Linked DNA regions of Homo sapiens: regions 1 and 2 are each linked to region 3. A link is a loop called in an ENCODE intact Hi-C map of the cell type or tissue named here. Cell type or tissue: GM12878. All regions are shown on one strand. Each heading gives the region's core, and the rest is flanking DNA. Links, peaks and the distances in the headings are about the cores only.

Region 1 (5,811 bases), core at 351-5,350, 220 kb before region 3:
TAATTCACTTATTTTCAGAGTAGAAGCATTTTGGCATTCTATTATCTATTACTTAATATAGAATGCAGACATTTATTTGGAAATGCAATAGTCATTTAACTCTTAGCATGACAGCTCATGTGATATACAGTATTACATTTTCCCTATATTAAATACTATACGAAGAATAAAATCGATTTATATTTCAACTCTCTTTTTACTTGGAGATGGGGGTGAATGTTGTTGATCTTCATCTTTAGGCAGTAATACTGATCATTATCATTACCTTTATTAAATTCCAACAAAGTGCAAAGTGTAAAACATACAACTTGGCAAGGGAGTCCTTCTCATGGTTGAATAATTGGAGATATTTCAAGGTGAATTATCAAACTATTAACCTCTTTGGATTTTTCTTTTGGTCAGAATCATTAAAGGGACTGGTATTTGGGTGAGATTTGAACTCTGTGAGGTCAGAAACTATGACATACTTACTCTACTATTGACAATATCCAGCACATAATTATATGCCTGGCACATATTTAAGAGACTAAAAGGAACTTATTGAGTGAATGAGTGAATGAATGATATTCTGGACTTCTGTGATTTTTCCTAATGTGATTTCACCCCCCTTTCACTTAAGTCACCTATTGGCACTTGTACATTGTTATCACTAAAATTTATCCACTCTTAAGACCTGGTAATTAATGCAACACATGATCATGAATGGATCTCAGGCAAGAAGGAGCCATTAGGAGGAAAGTCTTAGCTAGGTGTGGTGGCACACAACTGTAGTCCCAGGTACTGGGGATGCTGAGGTGGGAGGATTGCTTGAGCCTAGAAAGTCAAGGATGCAGTGAGCCGTGATAGTGATATTCGAATAACATCTTTAGATAATAGAATTATATCAATGTTAATTTTGTGACATTGATCATTGTTCTTTGATTATGTAAGATGTTAACAGAATTTTTGCAGAATCTGGATAAAGGTTACACAATAATTATTTTATAATTTTTGCAATACTTGTGAAAGGCTGAAATTATTTCAAATAAACATTTTAAAAATTGAAGGCAAAAATTTTTTAAACCTTTTCACCCTCAAGATTATATTATTATTACATTGTAGTACTCATTTCATCCCCCCTGAGTTTCACTCCTACATATACCCTCATCATGATTTTTTTTGTTAGTCTGTTTTTTAAATGTATAATTCATATGCGATTGCACATATTTATGGGTACAATGTGATGTTTCAACTCATATATAAATATATAATTATCAAATCATGGTAATTGCCATTTACATTACTGTAAACATTGATAGTTTATTTGTAGTGATAACATTCAAATTATTCTCTTCTAGCTCTCTTGAAATATATGTTATATTGTTATTTGCTGTAGTCACCCTACCGTGTAATAGAACACCAGAATTTATTCTTCCTCTTCTTGAGGTTCAGAAAACAATATCCCAAAATGAAAGCCTCAGTGGCAGCCTCAGAAACAAAAGTTTTTCTCTGACCTTCTCCTGCCTCCCTAAGTTCCATTCTCCTGCCCACCCTAAAACCCTGGAAGTAGGCATAGAAACTAGAATCCCTCTTCTTCAAGGTGAGTCATAGAAACCAGAACCCCTTTTCTCCAAAGCTAGACATAAAATCTAAAAGTATTCTATGTAAAAACTGGTTATAAAGAAATGATCTGACCTACCTTGTTCGACTGTAGGTCATGAGACCCCCATTTCAGAGAGGGCCCTGCCCCACACCTAGAAGGAAGGAATACAGGCTCAGAGAGACCAAGAAAAGTCTAGACAGACAGGCCTTGCTGGGTTTTCCTACTCAGTCTATTAGCATTAGATCATACCCTTTTCTTCAATCATACTTCTAGACCATTATCCATATGTTATTAACCTCAGCTTTATAAAAGTTAATCATTTCCCTTGTATCTTTGAGGTCATCATTCTGAAGCCTCCTGTGTATACATGTTAAATAATTTGTATGCCTTTTCACCTATTAAGCAATCTGCCTCATGTCAGTGATTTTTTTCAGAAAATCTTGGCCTCTACACTTTCTTTTTTTTTGAGATGGAGTTTTGCTCTTGTTGCCCAGGCTGGAGTACAATGGCACCATCGTGGCTCACTGCAACCTCCACCTCCCAGGTTCAAGCGATTCTCCTGCCTCAGCCTCCCGAGTAGCTGGTATTACAGGAATGTGCCACCACACCTGGCTAATTTTGTATTTTTAGTAGAGAAGGGGTTTCTCCATGTTGGTCAGGCTGGTCTCGAACTCCCGATCTCAGGTGATCCACCTGCCTCGGTCTCCCAAAGTGCTAGGATTACAGGTGTGAGCCACTGCACCCGGCCGATTTCAGTCTGTTTTATGGCTGAATAATATTCCATTGCATATATGTACATTTTCTTTATCCATTCATTTGGAGACAGTAATTTGGGTTGACTCCATATCTTGTGCATTGTGAATAGTGTTACAATAATTATGGGAGTGCAGATATCTCTTTGATATACTGATTTAATTTCCCTTGGATATATACCCAGTAATGAATGGGATTGCTGGATCATATGGTAATTATAGTTTCAATTTTTTGAGGAACCTTCATACTGTTTTTCACAGTGGCTGTACTAATTTACATTTCCACCAACAGTGTTGGTTTTCTTTTGTCCCTATCCTCCCAACACTTGTTATCTTTCATTTTTTTTTTTGATAATAGTCATTTTGACTGGGGTAAAATGAAATCATTGTGGTTCCCATTTGCATTTCTGTGATGATTAGTGGCGTTGAACATTTTTTCATATATCTGTTGGCCATTTGTATGTCTTCTTTTGAAAAATGTCAGACTTCTGCTTCTGAGTCAAAGCCATGGTGGTGGCAAATTCAAGCCCTGAGCCCCCGTGGTGTTCTTTGATGTCAGCATTGTCAGTCAGGAAGTTGGCCACATGAAGATCCAGCTCTTTGTAGACATTGTGCCTAACACAGCTGAGAACTTTGGGCAGTTCTGCACTGGAGAATTCAGAGAAGATCGGGTTCCAATAGGATACAAAGGGAGCACCTTTCACAGGGTCATAAAGGATTTCATGATTCAGGGTGGAGATTTTGTTAATGGAGATGTTACTGGAGTCACCAGCATTTACCAGGGACCATTTGCAGATGAAAATTTTAAAATCAGATACCCAGCTCCGGTCCTGCTTTCCATGGTGAACAGCAGTCCCAGTACAAATGGCTGTCAGTTCTTTATCACCCGCTCTAAGTGCAATGGCCTGGATGGGAAGCATGTAGTGTTTGGAAAAATCACTGATGGACTTCTACTGATAAGAAAGATTGAAAATGTTCCCACAGGCACCAATAATAAGGCCAAGGTACATATGGTGATCTCACGGTGTGGGGAGATGTAGTTCAGACCAAGACTGAATCAGACTTTCACTTCCTCTTGGCAATGTTCTTGAGTAAGATAATCTGGACTGGCCCCTGTGTTTGCTTCCCTGCCTGCTGCTACGCCATTTGATCAACAGACTCTAGCAGTATCAGAGATTCAGGATCCAAGATTGTGTTTAGGTTTTCAACTGTAAATAAAGTTTTTTGTATGTTTAAAAAAATAAATAAAAATGTCTATTTAGACCTTTTGCTCATTTTTAATAGGATTATTTGGTTGCTTGCTATTGAGTTGAGTTGCTTACATATTTTATTAGTCTCTTCTCAGATGAAAAGTTTGCAAATATTTTCACCCACTCTATAGATTGTCTCTTCACTCCATTGATTATTTCCTTTGCTATGCAGTAGCTTTTAGTTTTATGTAATCTCATTTGTCTATTTTTACTCTTGTTGCCTGTGCCTTTGAGTTCTTATTAAAAAAATCCTTGCCCAGTCCAATTTTATGAAGCATTTATCTGTATTTTCTTTTAGTAATTTTATAGTTTGGGACTTACATATAAGTCTTTAATATATTTTGGGTTGATTTTTGTATATAGTGAGAGATAGGTGTCTTGTTTCCTCCTTCTGCATGTGGATATCCAGTTTTCCCAGCACTATTTATCAAAGAGACTGTCCTTTTTTCCCATGCATGTTCATGGTGCCTTTGTTGAAAATCAGTTGGCTATACATGCATGGATTTATTTCTGGGTTCTCTATTCTGTTTCATTGGTCTATGTGTCTGCTTTTATGCCAATACCATGTTGTTTTGGTTACAATAGATTTGTAGAATATTTTGAAGTCAGGTAGTATGATGCCTCTCACCATCTTTTGTTCTTTTTGCTCCAGATTGCTTTGGTTATCCAGCGTCTTTTACATTTCAATACCTCATTATGATCTTTGGTCCCTTGCTCTTACAGTATTTTCTAAGTCGATCACAACAGTTTTTAATATCATTGGCTTCCCTAACTAGCCTGTAGAAACAAAGTCTACAGTTTAGAAACTATTAAGTGCTTTAATTGATATCCTTGCATGGTCAGACTGAGTCAGACTTTTGGCCTTTACCATTTCCCCCATGTCATCCACAAACCTGGGCCACCAACTTCTCACCTGTTCTTAGAATCCTAAGAGCTACTAGGAAATTAACAAAATTGCATGATAATTTTCTACCACTTTCTTCCTTCAATGTTGGGTTCTAAATTTTTTACATTCCTTTTATTTATATCTTATTATCTTCCAACCATATTCTGCTTATTCTTTCCACAAATCTCAAACAACCTTAGTTCTACCACATAGACATAGTAACCACAGTTAACCTTAAGGAGTATATGCTGTTAATATGTAGAAAGAGGATAGCTCACTGCTGAAATTTTCAAAGTGAGTTTAGCCTCAAGTGCACATACTCTTTGTAACTTAATTTTCTCATTTGATAATATAACTTGAGAATTTCCAATGCCATGAAATATTATTGAGGACAGTAATTTTTGAATGTTACAATATATTTTATGTCACAATAATGTTGCAATGAGGATACACCAATTTCTGATCCTTTCTTAGCATAAATTTTTAGTAATGGAATAATAATAATAGAAACAAGAGAAATATGTATTTTTAAGACTTACTGATCCATATTGCCAAATTTTCTTTTAAAACTCTGAACAAATTTGCGTTCTTGCCAGCAATGTAAAAGCGTACTTATTACAGAGCAAATGCAGTGCTATAATTTTTCTTTTAATTTTTCTAATTTAAATAACACAAAACAACAATAATTACAATAATATCATAGATTCATTTTGCACTTCTTTGGTTGAAAATATTTTTAATATTAATTGGCTGTCTATTTTACTTTTCTTTCTTTTCAACCTTTGTTTCTTTACCTGCAATTGTATTTTATTTTGGGGGACTTAGGTATAGAATGAGATAGTTAATATATTTAATATATATTTAGTATTAATGATAATAACATTTAGCCTACCATATACAGAATAAATTTTTCTGTTTATTTTTCTTTAAAGTTGAGTTTTTATTTTTAGTATATACTTTTTTAATGTGAGCATAGCTTTTAATATTTTATTTTATGGTTTGCCTCTTTCATTTATACTTATATATGTATCTGAAATTAATACTTATGAATTGAAAATACAAAGCATACTTGTATTTTTATCATCATTTATTTTTGGTAAGCAAAGGTTTTTTTTTCTTTTTTTGCTTAATTTTCTTGTTTTTGTTTGTTTGTATAAATGTATTGGGTACATGAGAAATTTTGATACGTGTATGTAATGCATAGTGATCAAGTCAGGGTATTTAAGATGTCCATCGCCTAATACAATACATTTTTTGTTCATTATAGTAACCCTACTCTGCTATCAAGCATTTAATCTATTCCTTCTCTCCTACTGTATGTTTGTACCCTTTAACCCATTC
Region 2 (5,811 bases), core at 351-5,350, 270 kb before region 3:
CCTGCTGCCTCGATAGAGCTGATTTATCAAGACAGGGAATTGCAGTAGAGAAAGAAGAATCCACACAGAACTGGCTGTGTCGCAGACAGGAGTTTTATTATTACTCAAATTAGTCTCCCTGAGCATTTAGGGGATCTTTTTAAAGATAATTTGGTGGGTAGGGGCTCGGGAAGTGGGGCATCCTGATTGGTCAGGTTGGAAATGGAATCATAGGGGGTCAAAGTAAGTTTCTCTTGCTGTCTTTTGTTCCTAGGTGGGATCGAAGAACTGGTTGAGCCAGATTACAGGTCTGGGTGTTGTCAGCTGGTGAATCAAGTCGGCAACATATCTCAATCACTGATCTTAGGTTTTACGATAGTGATGTTATTCCCAGGAGCAATTTGAGGAGGTTGAGATTCTTGCAGCTGGAGGCTGCATGGCATCTAAACCATAATTTTTAATCTTGTAGCTCATTTGTTAGTTCTACAAAGACATACTGGTCCTCAGGCAAGAAGGGGCTCTTTTTGGGAAAGGGCTACTATCAACTTTGTTTCAACATCAAACTATAAACTAAATTCCTTCCCAAGGTAAGTTTGGCCTACACTCAGGAATGAACGAGGGCAGCTTAAAGATTAGAAGCAAGATGGAGTTGGTCAGGTCTGATCTCTTTCACTGTCATAATTTCCTCAGTTAGAATTTTTGCAAAGGCAGTTTCAATATTTTGTTATTTACCGGCAATTTGAACTGCATCTGAATTTTTTATGGTTTCCTCCAATATCTGGCTGTGAGTTGCCAAATTAACATTTTCTTTTTTTTTCTCTCCAACCCTTCTGCATCACTAAAATTAAAACTGTGTTTTCCTTGAAGCCTTACAAACTGACAAATAGACTCCAGAGAAATCACAATGATGGCATGTGTATGGATAACTTTTATGCTTGAAAACTCTGTCAGATTACCACTGTCTTCCCTGCTACAAGTGAAGATGCTTCAAACCCATTCCAGAAGTCTTCTAAACTCACTGCCCTCTAGACTCTAGAAAAACTAGCCTATAGACTACTTCAAACATTAATCTTTGTTTTTCTTCTGTTTCCATAGAAATGCCTCTTATTAAAGATCTGTTTGCTGCATCATATATACAGGCTGAGCTTTCTCAGTCCAATTGCAATGCCATCTCCTGAAATGAAACACAAGTGTTTAACTGAACTAATCTATTCCCAGGACTAAGAAACTGATTCAAAACGGTATGAAACAGTATACTAAAATTTGTTCCTTTTTGCTTGTTCTTCCCTTTGCCAGTCTCTTATCTCATAACTTCTAACCCAAACTTTTCTATAGCTACCAATTCTACTTTAATATGTACAACTTTCTGAAAATAAAGATTCAAATGGGGAAATGAAACAAATATTTGACCCCAAAACATACTTCTGTAGCATATTTTAAGATGACTAATGAGAGGGGCTACAAATACAAAAGAATAGCTGAAAATCTGCATTTTGTGGAGGAGATTTGCATCTGTAGAGGAAATCTACATTAGTAAACTGAAGTAAACAACAGATGCAAACATGTTGCTCTGAGCACCTACCTACTCACCATCTTAGATATAGAAAAGATTATCTAACAGGAAAAGGAGACTAAAGGTCTGTCAGAGAAACTTGTACCACAGGCTACCATCTTTTCATTTTTGAGAGATGCCACCTGTGAGGTTTTGTCTGCATAACAAGAAGACCTTTGCTCTATACCTTTTCCCTTCTCTCCCTTCCATAACCTGTCTTGCCATGCTCTAAGCATCTATTTTTTCTGTAACCTCAGGAAGGTTATAAAAACTTCAGACATCTGATCCCTCCTTTGAGCCTCATACTCTGTGAATGACTCCTGTGCCCACATGCATGTTAATAAATTGGTATCCCTTTTTTTCCTGGTAGTCTGTCTATTATTAGTTTGTTTTATAAACTCAAATTATTGAAACTTCAGAAAACATTGAGAAGAAAACTATTTTTGTCTCTGCAAAGTCAACTGATTTTCTTTCTGGAAGCATTCATCTAATTACAATTCTAGCATTATGAGGTTGAAGGTATTCTGATATTTTATCAGACTTAACAACAATAATATTTCACACTGAATTAATGTTCTCTTGAAGTTATAAGAATTGACTACTCAGCACGTGGTGAATAACGTTCAGTTTTAATGTTCTTTGATGATGGAGCCGTCTCAGAATTCAAAAGCTGCTCACACGCCATTTAACATTGCAGTTAAATGGAATTACAATCAGCTTGAATAAAGCCCTACTGGAGAGAAGTTTTTAAATGAAGCAGTCATCATTCAACGCTATTGATTACATTCTCCTTGGGGATTGGCTCCAGCTCTCATTTGTGGTTTCTCTTTTTAATACTTTGTAAAGCATTCTGCAAAATGAAATACACAAGTAATAGAGGGCTTATTTTCTGGAATGTGTTAGCAGTTGTCACATTTTAGATTTATAAGTCACAGCACCATTCATTTTTCATATTACAGTTTTGAAATGGGCTCATTTCTTTGCAATTTTATGCCAGAGTTAAAATGTCAGCTACACATCAATTCCAAAAATTCAAATGGAATTTGGTGGGAGTCACGGGAATTCTAAAGATATTGGTTCTGCTCAAGTCATTCTTCCAAAATATATTCTTCCTTTACCTCCACTGAAAAAGCATCCTCTAAGAGGATGGGGATTTTGCAATTTTAGCCTGCCTGAAATTAATTTATTATTTAACCCTCATGGTTTATTCTCTCAAATCCTTGTTTTCTATTCTTATCTTCTTTTGATGTTTCTTCACATTATAGGGCATGTTAGTCACTTCCCAAGGCATAGTTTCTAGCAATGTATTAAAACACATATACATATGTAGCAGGACGAGCCACAGACAAAACCCCTCAGACACCGAGTTGTAGAAGGAAGGGCTTATCTGGGAGCATCGGCAAGCTACTGCCTTAAAATCCGAGCTCCCTGAGTGCACAATTTCTGTCCCTTTTAAGGGCTCACAACACTAAAGATTTTACATGAAAGGATCGTGACTGATTGAGCAATCTAGGGGATACGTAACAGGGGTTCATGCACTGGTAGTCAGAGAGAAACAGAAGAGGGCAGGGAGTTTCACAATGTTCTTCTATACAATGTCTGGAATCTATTAATAACATCGGTTTCTAAGTTATGAGTTGATTTTTAACTACTGGGTTTAGGCCAGGCAGGCCCAGGCCTAGTTTCGGGCCTGGTACCAGGCTGCCTGTCTTTGGTTTTACTTCCTTGTTGTTGTTGTTTTTTTCTTAAAAAAGGTACTGAGTATAAAACAATATAAAACAATATGAGAGGGTCTCTCTCTTCCCTCATATACAGAGTTAGAAAAGTGTCTCTTGTATTCTCATCCTACAACCATAATCTCTCCCCTTCAACTCTGCTGGACGATTCTGTTGAGGGCCTTTCAAGTTGACAAAATAAATATTGAAAGTTTGAGAAAGAGAGGGTGCACATTAGTTGCCACAAAATTTACATGTGTCATTGAGAATGATCTTTCTTCCTAGCTGGCAGCTCTTCCGAGTGTGTTTGTAAATAGTCATTTGTTGCTTAATGATGGAGATATGTATTGAGAAATGCATTGTTAGTTGATTTCATCATTGCACAAACATCATACACAAGCCTAGATGGTGTAGCATACTACACACCTAGAATATACGGTATAGACTATGACTGCTAAGCTTACAAATGTACAGAATGTTACTGTACTGAAAATTGTAGGCAATTATATCATAATGGTAACTATTTGTGTATCTAAACATATTTAAACATAGAAAAGATAGAGCAAAAATAAAGTATTATAATCTTATGGGACCACTATTATATGTAGTCCCTTGTTGACTGAAACATTGTTATATGGCACATGACTATATTTGCATGTGTATCCATACATTAATTCTTCACACACTGGATGTACACTCTATTCAGAGCACAGAGTTAGAAAGTTAGATGCTAAGGAGCAAAAATGATTCAGACAGAAATAATATTTTCAAGGTGGAATCTTCTTTTTAATACCTATTTGGTATGGGCAATAATTACTATAAGTGTAGATACATAGAATAATCTCAGATGGTAAGTAATAAAGAAAATTGATGGCATTGCATTGGACCTTAAAGGATGAGTAGATGTCGAAAAGATGGTATTTCAAAGATAAATAACTGTATGAGCAAACATGCAGGGAGAGGTGGAAGCACTATTGGCAGTAAAGACATATGTCTGATAACATTATGGGGTTCACTTTGAGGAGCAGGAACAAATAGAACTGGAAAGATAGACTGGAAACTGTAGATGTTTAAACACAAAGATGAGTCAGCCCTCATTAAGACAGGCTGTACCTTGAGAGTTTCATCTCCCGAACGAATGAGAAATGGAATTGATCTTGTAGCTTGAAATTCGGTATTTCTTATGTCTAGGAAAACTTGAACCACACTTGCCCACTTAGTAAGTTTTTAAAATCTTTATATCTAGGATACTGTCACGGTTTTCTGATTTAATCTACAATAGCTCTTGTTGTAATTAAAGTTCTGCTGTGAAGCATGGTCTGCTTGGCTGATCCCTTCCTTCTAGGGACTGCACCTAGGATTCTTTTTTTAATTTAGGACTTATGTTGACTTTTGGTTTAGTATTTTTATTTTTTTAATTTTTTGTGGGTACATAGTGGCTGTATATATTTATGGGGTACATGAGGTGTTTTGAGACAGGCATGCAATGTGAAATAAGCACATCATGAAGAATGAAGTTTCCATCCCATTAAGCATTTATCCTTTGAGTTACAAACAATCCAATTACACAGTCTAAATTATTTTAAATTGCACAACTAAGTTATTGTCAACTATAGTCACCCTTTTGTGCTATCAAATAGGTTTTATTCATTCTTTCTAACATTAATTTTTTGTACTTATTAACCATCTCCATCTCCAGCCCAGCCCACTCTACCCTTCCCAGCCTCTAGTAACCATCGTTCTACTCTCTACTTCCATGAGTTCAATTGTTTTGATTTTTAGATCCCACAAATTATTGAGAACATGCAATATTTGCCTTACTGTGCCTGGCTTATTTCAGTTAACATAATGATCCCCAGTTCCTTCTACATTGTTGCAAATGACAAGATCTCATTGTTTTTTATGGCTGAATAGTACTCTGTTGTATATTATGTACCATATTTTGTTCATTCACTCATCTGTTGACAGATATTTAGGTTGCTTCCAAATGTTAGCTATCGTAAACAGTGCTGCAGCTGTAGGAGTGCAGATATCTCTTTGATATACTGATTTCCTTTCTTTTGAGTATATAACCAGCAGTGGGATACTGTATCATATGGTAGCTCAATTTTTAGTATTTTGAGGAACCTCCAAACTGTTCTTCGTGGTGATTGTACTAATTTACATTCCCACCAACACTGTGCAAGTGTTCCCTTTTCTCCACATTCTCACTAGCATTTGTTATTGCCTGTCTTTTGGATATAAGGCATTGTAACTGGGTTGAGATGATATGTCATTGTAGTTTTGATTTGCATTTCTCTGATGATCTGTGCTGTTGAGCACCTTCTCATATGCCTGTTTTCCATTTGTATGTCTTGTATTGAGAAATGTCTATTCAATCTTCTGCCCATTTTTAGATAGGATTATTAGATTTTTTCCCATTGAATTGTTTGAGCTCCTTATATATTTGGGTTATCAATCCCTTGTCAGATGGATAGTTTGCAAATATTTTCTCCCATTCTGTAGGTTGTCTCTTCATTTTGTTGATTGTAACATTTGCTGTGTAGAAGCTTTTTAACTTGTGAT
Region 3 (5,811 bases), core at 607-5,606:
ATAACAGATGGTGAAGTATAATGAGGGCCCCATGGTGGGTACGATATTAGGGATGGTGTCTCTGAAGAGCTAACACTTAAGGTAGTCCTGAAGAATGATAATGAGCCACTCGTGCAGGCAAGAGAAGGAAATCTATTCTAGATGGAAGAACAAGCACGTATGAAAGCCCTGGAGTGGGGAGGGGCCTGTCATGTGCCATGAACCGAAAGGAAGCCTGTGTGACTGTAGAGTGGTGAGCAAGGGCAGAATGGCCCACACTGAGTTGAAGTAGCAGTTAGGCGATGAACCACTCAAGGCCTTGTAGGCCATGGGAATTAATTTGGATTTTATCCTAAGAGTGAAGAAAAGTCATGAGTGTTTTAATCAATAGAGAAACATGATACAATTTTATATTTTTAAAAGACCTCTTTGACTTCTACATGTGGCAATGATGTGGAGGAGGCAACAGAAGTACAAAGACCATTTAAAAGACCCTAGAAATGGCCTCTGAGAGACATGCTGGTAGCCAAAACTATGTTGATGATAGTAGAGATGAAGAGAAATAGATGTGTTTGATATTTATATTTAGAAATTATAAACAGCAGTACTCACTGAATGATTGTCCACATAGAGTAACGAAAGAAAAATATTAAGGATGACTCCAAGCGTTCTGGTTTGTAAATCTAGGTTGCTTGTACTGCCATTTACGGAGATATGAAAGACTGAAACAGAAAAAGTGAATAGAGGTATGAGGTAAAGTTACATTTCAGATGCCCATGAGGCATCCAAGCATAGATGTCAAGTATGCAGAAGGAATATCAATCAAGAAATTTCAGGGATACATTAGGTATATATAGAGAGAGATTTCAGAAATTTAGGGTATAGATAACATTTGTGGTTATAAGACTGACTCAGAGCACTTAGAGAAAGAGTACAGGTAGAGAAGAGATGCAAGAACTAAGAACTGTGACACCCAACATTCACAGGTAAAGAAGAGGGGAGGGACAAGCAAAGAGAACTAAATGCAGTCCATCTCCAAAGGCTCCCTAATCTGCCTTTGTTTCTCCTTCCCATTGCCATTACTTCAGTTCTGGCCACCACTAGAGTTCTACTGAATCAAAAAGGTGTGATTTTTCAAGGTGTGAGAAGTATCTTGGAGCTTCATTTTCTCACTTCTTCCTATTTATGTAGTTTACACAGCCTGTGAAACAATCTGAGATAGGAACTAAAAAACAGATTCCAATGTTTTGCATCAGCACAACCACTCTCTAGATTATGCACTTCTGTTACTATGTGAGTTTATTTACAAAGGTCTTGATGACTTTTTTGAAGGAATGATATCTGTTTGGTGAGTCTTTACTCAAGGTATAGCTCCACATGCAGAATAAAAGATTTAACAAACACATTAAGTGTATATGCTCCTTTTGCTGATGACATCTGTGAGGTTTTGACAGATTACAGAGCATTCCCCATTTGGACACATTTGCCAACCTGAGAAAATTACAAATTGCAGCTGACTTTCAAAATAAGTGACAAGGAAAAACTGTGGTAAACTCTTCCATCATTCTTGTTTTATGGCCTCTGCCATTTCTCTAGAAGTTAAAAAAAGAATTATAAGGGTAGGACTGAGTGGTTTTTGTTATTCTTGAGTTTAGGTTTCTCAGGAATTGGAATAGATCAGAGTGACAGGAGATTAACGTGCCAATCCAACCACCAGTGTCTGGATTTCCATTCACTCAAATACCTAAGGATATTAACACATATTTGTTTTACAGGTTGGGAATTATCTCCAGAATTATCCCATCATTTGAGATGTGCCATTAAAAATGAGCCTTTTTTCCTTTTCTTTCAGAGAAAGCAAGAAATATTTTATTCAAGGGGAATTACAACAGTGGGGTTTTGTAGTAGAGGGAAGAGATTGGATTCACATCCCTAGTCTCTTTTCTTAACATTGGGATTTAAAAGTAGGTCTGAAAAAGATGGTCTTTTAACTTCTGCCATACTATTAATTTATGTTGAAAAAATATCTTTTCCATAATACTTTCTTCATGAGGTAAATACATTGCAAAGAATTTTACTGATTTCCAAGATAAATAATTGTTGCTAGCCAAGCCAGTAATGGGATAAATTCCCCCCAATACACACAAACTCAGTTACCTGCCTTTGATTTTGCTCATTACCAGTAAACAAGGTAGGAGGATATATAAACTTGAAAAACTGAGACCCAGTTTCACCATTTGTGAATCTTTAACCAAAATTCACTAAATCTTCTCTGATAGTGTCTATTAATGTTTGAGACAGAATTTTCTAAGCACCTAAAAAATGTCTGGTTGCGGCCGGGCGCGGTGGCTCACGCCTGTAATCCCAGCACTTTGGGAGGCCGAGGCGGGTGGATCATGAGGTCAGGAGATCGAGACCATCCTGGCTAACAAGGTGAAACCCCGTCTCTACTAAAAATACAAAAAATTAGCCGGGCGCGGTGGCAGGCGCCTGTAGTCCCAGCTACTCGGGAGGCTGAGGCAGGAGAATGGCGTGAACCCGGGAAGCGGAGCTTGCAGTGAGCCGAGATTGCGCCACTGCAGTCCGCAGTCTGGCCTGGGCGACAGAGCGAGACTCCGTCTCAAAAAAAAAAAAAAAAAAAAAAAAAAAAAAGTCTGGTTGCAAAATTTTCCGAGTGTCTATCCCTTCTTAAAAACATAAATTAAAATAATTATTTTAAAAATGTGTACATGTTTGTTTATATCTTTTTATCTTAACTACAGATTAAACTTCAGGTAGTGGCCACAATAACAAGAGTCAATAATATTGAGATCTGGTTTTCTTTTTAGAGGAGGCAGAGAAAGAAAAAGAATTTGTATATTCCTGGTGCCTAGCATGGTACAGATGCATTGTCAGTGCTCAATACATGATTGTATAAGGAAATGATACTAGTTGCTTTATTTGGATCTTACTTTTGTTTCGTTTTGAGACAGAGTTTCACTCTTGTTGCCTAGGCTGGGGTGCAATGGCACAATCTTGGCTCACCACAACCTCCGCCTCCCCAGTTCAAGTGATTCTCCTGCCTCAGCCTCCCGAGTAGCTGGGATTACAGGCACGTGCCACTAAGCCTGGCTAATTTTGTATTTTTTTAGTAGAGACAGGGTTTCTCTATGTTGGTCAGGCTGGTCTTGAACTCCCGACCTCAGGTGATCCGCCCGCCTCGGCCTCCCAAAGTGCTGGGATTACAGGCGTGAGCGACCGCGCCCAGCCTTACTTTTGATTTTAACTATAAGCAAATGAAGGGACTTGCTGAGCAAATTATCCTACCTACCTGCACCTCCTCCAACATATCTGTTTTACACAGGTTGTTTTCACATTATGAAATGGATATTTTTAAAAGTATAAATTGATTTCCCAGGTCATATTCATTACTGAAAAAAAAAATTAGGGTTTGAATTATAGTAACAGATGTATTTGGTTCTTGATGCCACCTAATTTAAATTTTACTGAAATTCTGACCCCAAAAATGCTCTATCCCCTGTTCCTACTTTTTATCTCCCTCTGAAAAAAGGAATTGGTCAGAAAGGAAACAGTCCTCTGTTTTCCTATAGGTACTTCATGCTCAGAGCATGGCCACTTCTCTCTGCTGCTGCTGTAGCATTGGTTGTGTTATATAGCTGCTTCAGAGTCAACCACCAACCTCCAACTGCTTAAACAAGATTCACAGTGATTTCTGTGCTGGACAGAAAAGACCTTTCCAGTCAAGAGACAACCTGGCTTCTAAAAGCTCACAAATATTTGGTACCTCTTTCAGGTTTACAGCACCCTCTGTTGGGAAAAGTTTGCCAAATCCAGAAACTGTGCAATAGCCTTAACGTTGCTCAACCAGTCCTGAAATTGTGCCACATGGAAGTTCTACTGCTTTTTAATAGAAATGATTCTCAGACTTTCCAAGACCCATGCCCATAGAGCTCTGGCCTGAATCAAAGTTGACAGTTCGACATCTGCAGCTCCTAAAGAACAGGGCAATTTCCCAGTCCCTGAATGAGCCTGTATGAGAGGCTTTGGAGACACTTGGCCAAAATGGTGGGAAATGTGAGTTGTTGGACAAGTTATAATGACAAAGACAGATTGAATATTTAAATATTATATACATTCCTATTAAATATGAATGGCATATAGTATATCAGGGAAATATTCTCAAAGGTTCAATTTCGGTTTACCATCTTCAACATATGTAAGTTCTCTTAAAAGTGCTAAATCACTTTCTGCCACATTTTGAAGAGCACGTCCATGCCAAGAAAAGGCGTAACTCAGATTGCATTTTAGCCTAATTTCTGAGACACTGGGCTTTTAAAATAGAACCCAGTAGGTATTCATTAATGTGCTACGTCTGCCATCCTTTAAAATAGAAAATGTAGCTCATTTCTTTCACTGTTTACTTGCATCACATTGATGTTTTTGTTAGTTCCACGATACTTAACAGTTTTAGATTAAATCATCTTGATGCGTTCCCATCCTGTATGTGTCATACATGTCCTCTGTTCACAGAGTAAAATGTGTAGTTACTGTGAATTCCATGAAACACAAACTACTATGCAAAATGATTTTTTCCCTAAAACAAAATCTAATTTATATCTCGAGGCTCCATTTTCTGTTGTTGAACACTTCATCTTAGGTGATTCAAGCTTAACTCAATGAATATAAGCTTTTCTCAGTTAAGTTGTGTTTCTTCCTCATACCCTGCATTTTTCCCAGCATATGAAAGCTCCAAGGGTCTAATACCACGGCATTGTTGGGAAGGGGTGTCTATTTCTTCGTCCTTGGCCAATATTCCTGTTAGCATCTGCCGAAATCCATATAATATCCCGCCAAAGGTCCGTGTGAGACACACTGTATCCGCTTAATTCTGTTATCTTTTGGTCTGTCACTCTTTTCTTAGCTACCACGTTCTCCACTAATAACAGATAGAAAATATTTAGATACCCTCCCCTCCCTCTCTTGGGCCTCAGAAAACTACTGGAACTGTATCAGGCCCTCTATCATAGACCCACCACACCACCATTTCCATGGTACTGCTGCTGAACTATGGTGGCACCAGAGACCTTTCAAGGTCTATGACCACCGTGGACTTCACCTGAAGTATAAAGCATGGGTGCTTCTCTCTTTCAGATCCCCAAATCTATTTTCAGTTTCTATTTCCCCCACCCCAACTCAGGGACACAGCTTGTGAAGAGGAATTCTCAGAATCACTTCTGAGAAGTACTAACCAGAGCTTCCTCTCTTGCTTCTTAAATATTCTCTGTTTTCCTCCAGTTCAGAGGATCTCTTATTTCCTCTGGTGTGGGAAAATTTGCTTATACATCATTATGCATTCTTCCAAATCAATTTTTTATGACTTTGGGTTCTGACTCTCAATGCCTAGGCTTCTGAAAGTTTTCTCTCTAAATTGTTTCTTTACCACTAGTTCCAAAATAGACTTTAAATTGATTTTTTCTCTGCATTTCTTCCATAACCTTTATGTCCTGAGGCAGTGAATGTCAAGGTCTAGTTTGAAATGGAGAGAGCTTCGAGGTAAAAGGACATTCAAGAAAATTGGAAAACATATTGGTTAATACTTCTAAATGTTATATTGTAACAATAAAATTTCCAAATAACACTGTTATGAAAGTTTGGGGATATGCCCTGGGATTGCCAACTGGAGCATATAAGAATTAAAACATTTCTTTTCAGCATCAACAACTATTACAATTACACACATTTTCTTAAGCCATTTACCTGTCAACAACATTGTTCTTCTCTGTGCATTGAAAGTGGAAGAGACCCACTCCATAAAGAATGATGCCAAACGTT

The links. A loop is a pair of places that touch in the nucleus more often than their neighbours do. Peaks named below come from ENCODE experiments on the same cell type or tissue, not always from the same donor. Only the 100,000 strongest peaks of a DNase experiment are listed, where the experiment ranks them.
Region 1: a loop joins it to region 3, with 3 times the contacts of the local background. A loop is called at or near these places in 1 of 110 quality-filtered maps.
Region 2: it touches region 3 in a loop (2.0-fold over the local background); 1 of 110 quality-filtered maps calls a loop at or near these places.

The regions. Positions count from the first base shown.
Region 1 is chrX:113,519,621-113,525,431 of GRCh38, forward strand. It overlaps LOC101928437 (a long non-coding RNA gene), which reads left to right. Exons shown (of 4, transcript NR_110399.2): 4 at 1-994. It also overlaps the pseudogene PPIHP2. Among named protein-coding and RNA genes, the nearest start is that of XACT, 96 kb to the right of the region's middle. In GM12878, for the core only: no CTCF peak of the experiment used is centred there; a DNase peak (open chromatin) is centred at 3,381; H3K27ac peaks cover 386 bases.
Region 2 is chrX:113,470,084-113,475,894 of GRCh38, forward strand. All of the region lies in intron 3 of LOC101928437 (a long non-coding RNA gene), which reads left to right. Among named protein-coding and RNA genes, the nearest start is that of XACT, 150 kb to the right of the region's middle. In GM12878, for the core only: no CTCF peak of the experiment used is centred there; a DNase peak (open chromatin) is centred at 3,058.
Region 3 is chrX:113,738,154-113,743,964 of GRCh38, forward strand. No RefSeq gene overlaps it. Among named protein-coding and RNA genes, the nearest start is that of XACT, 120 kb to the left of the region's middle. In GM12878, for the core only: no CTCF peak of the experiment used is centred there; DNase peaks (open chromatin) are centred at 2,864 and 5,147.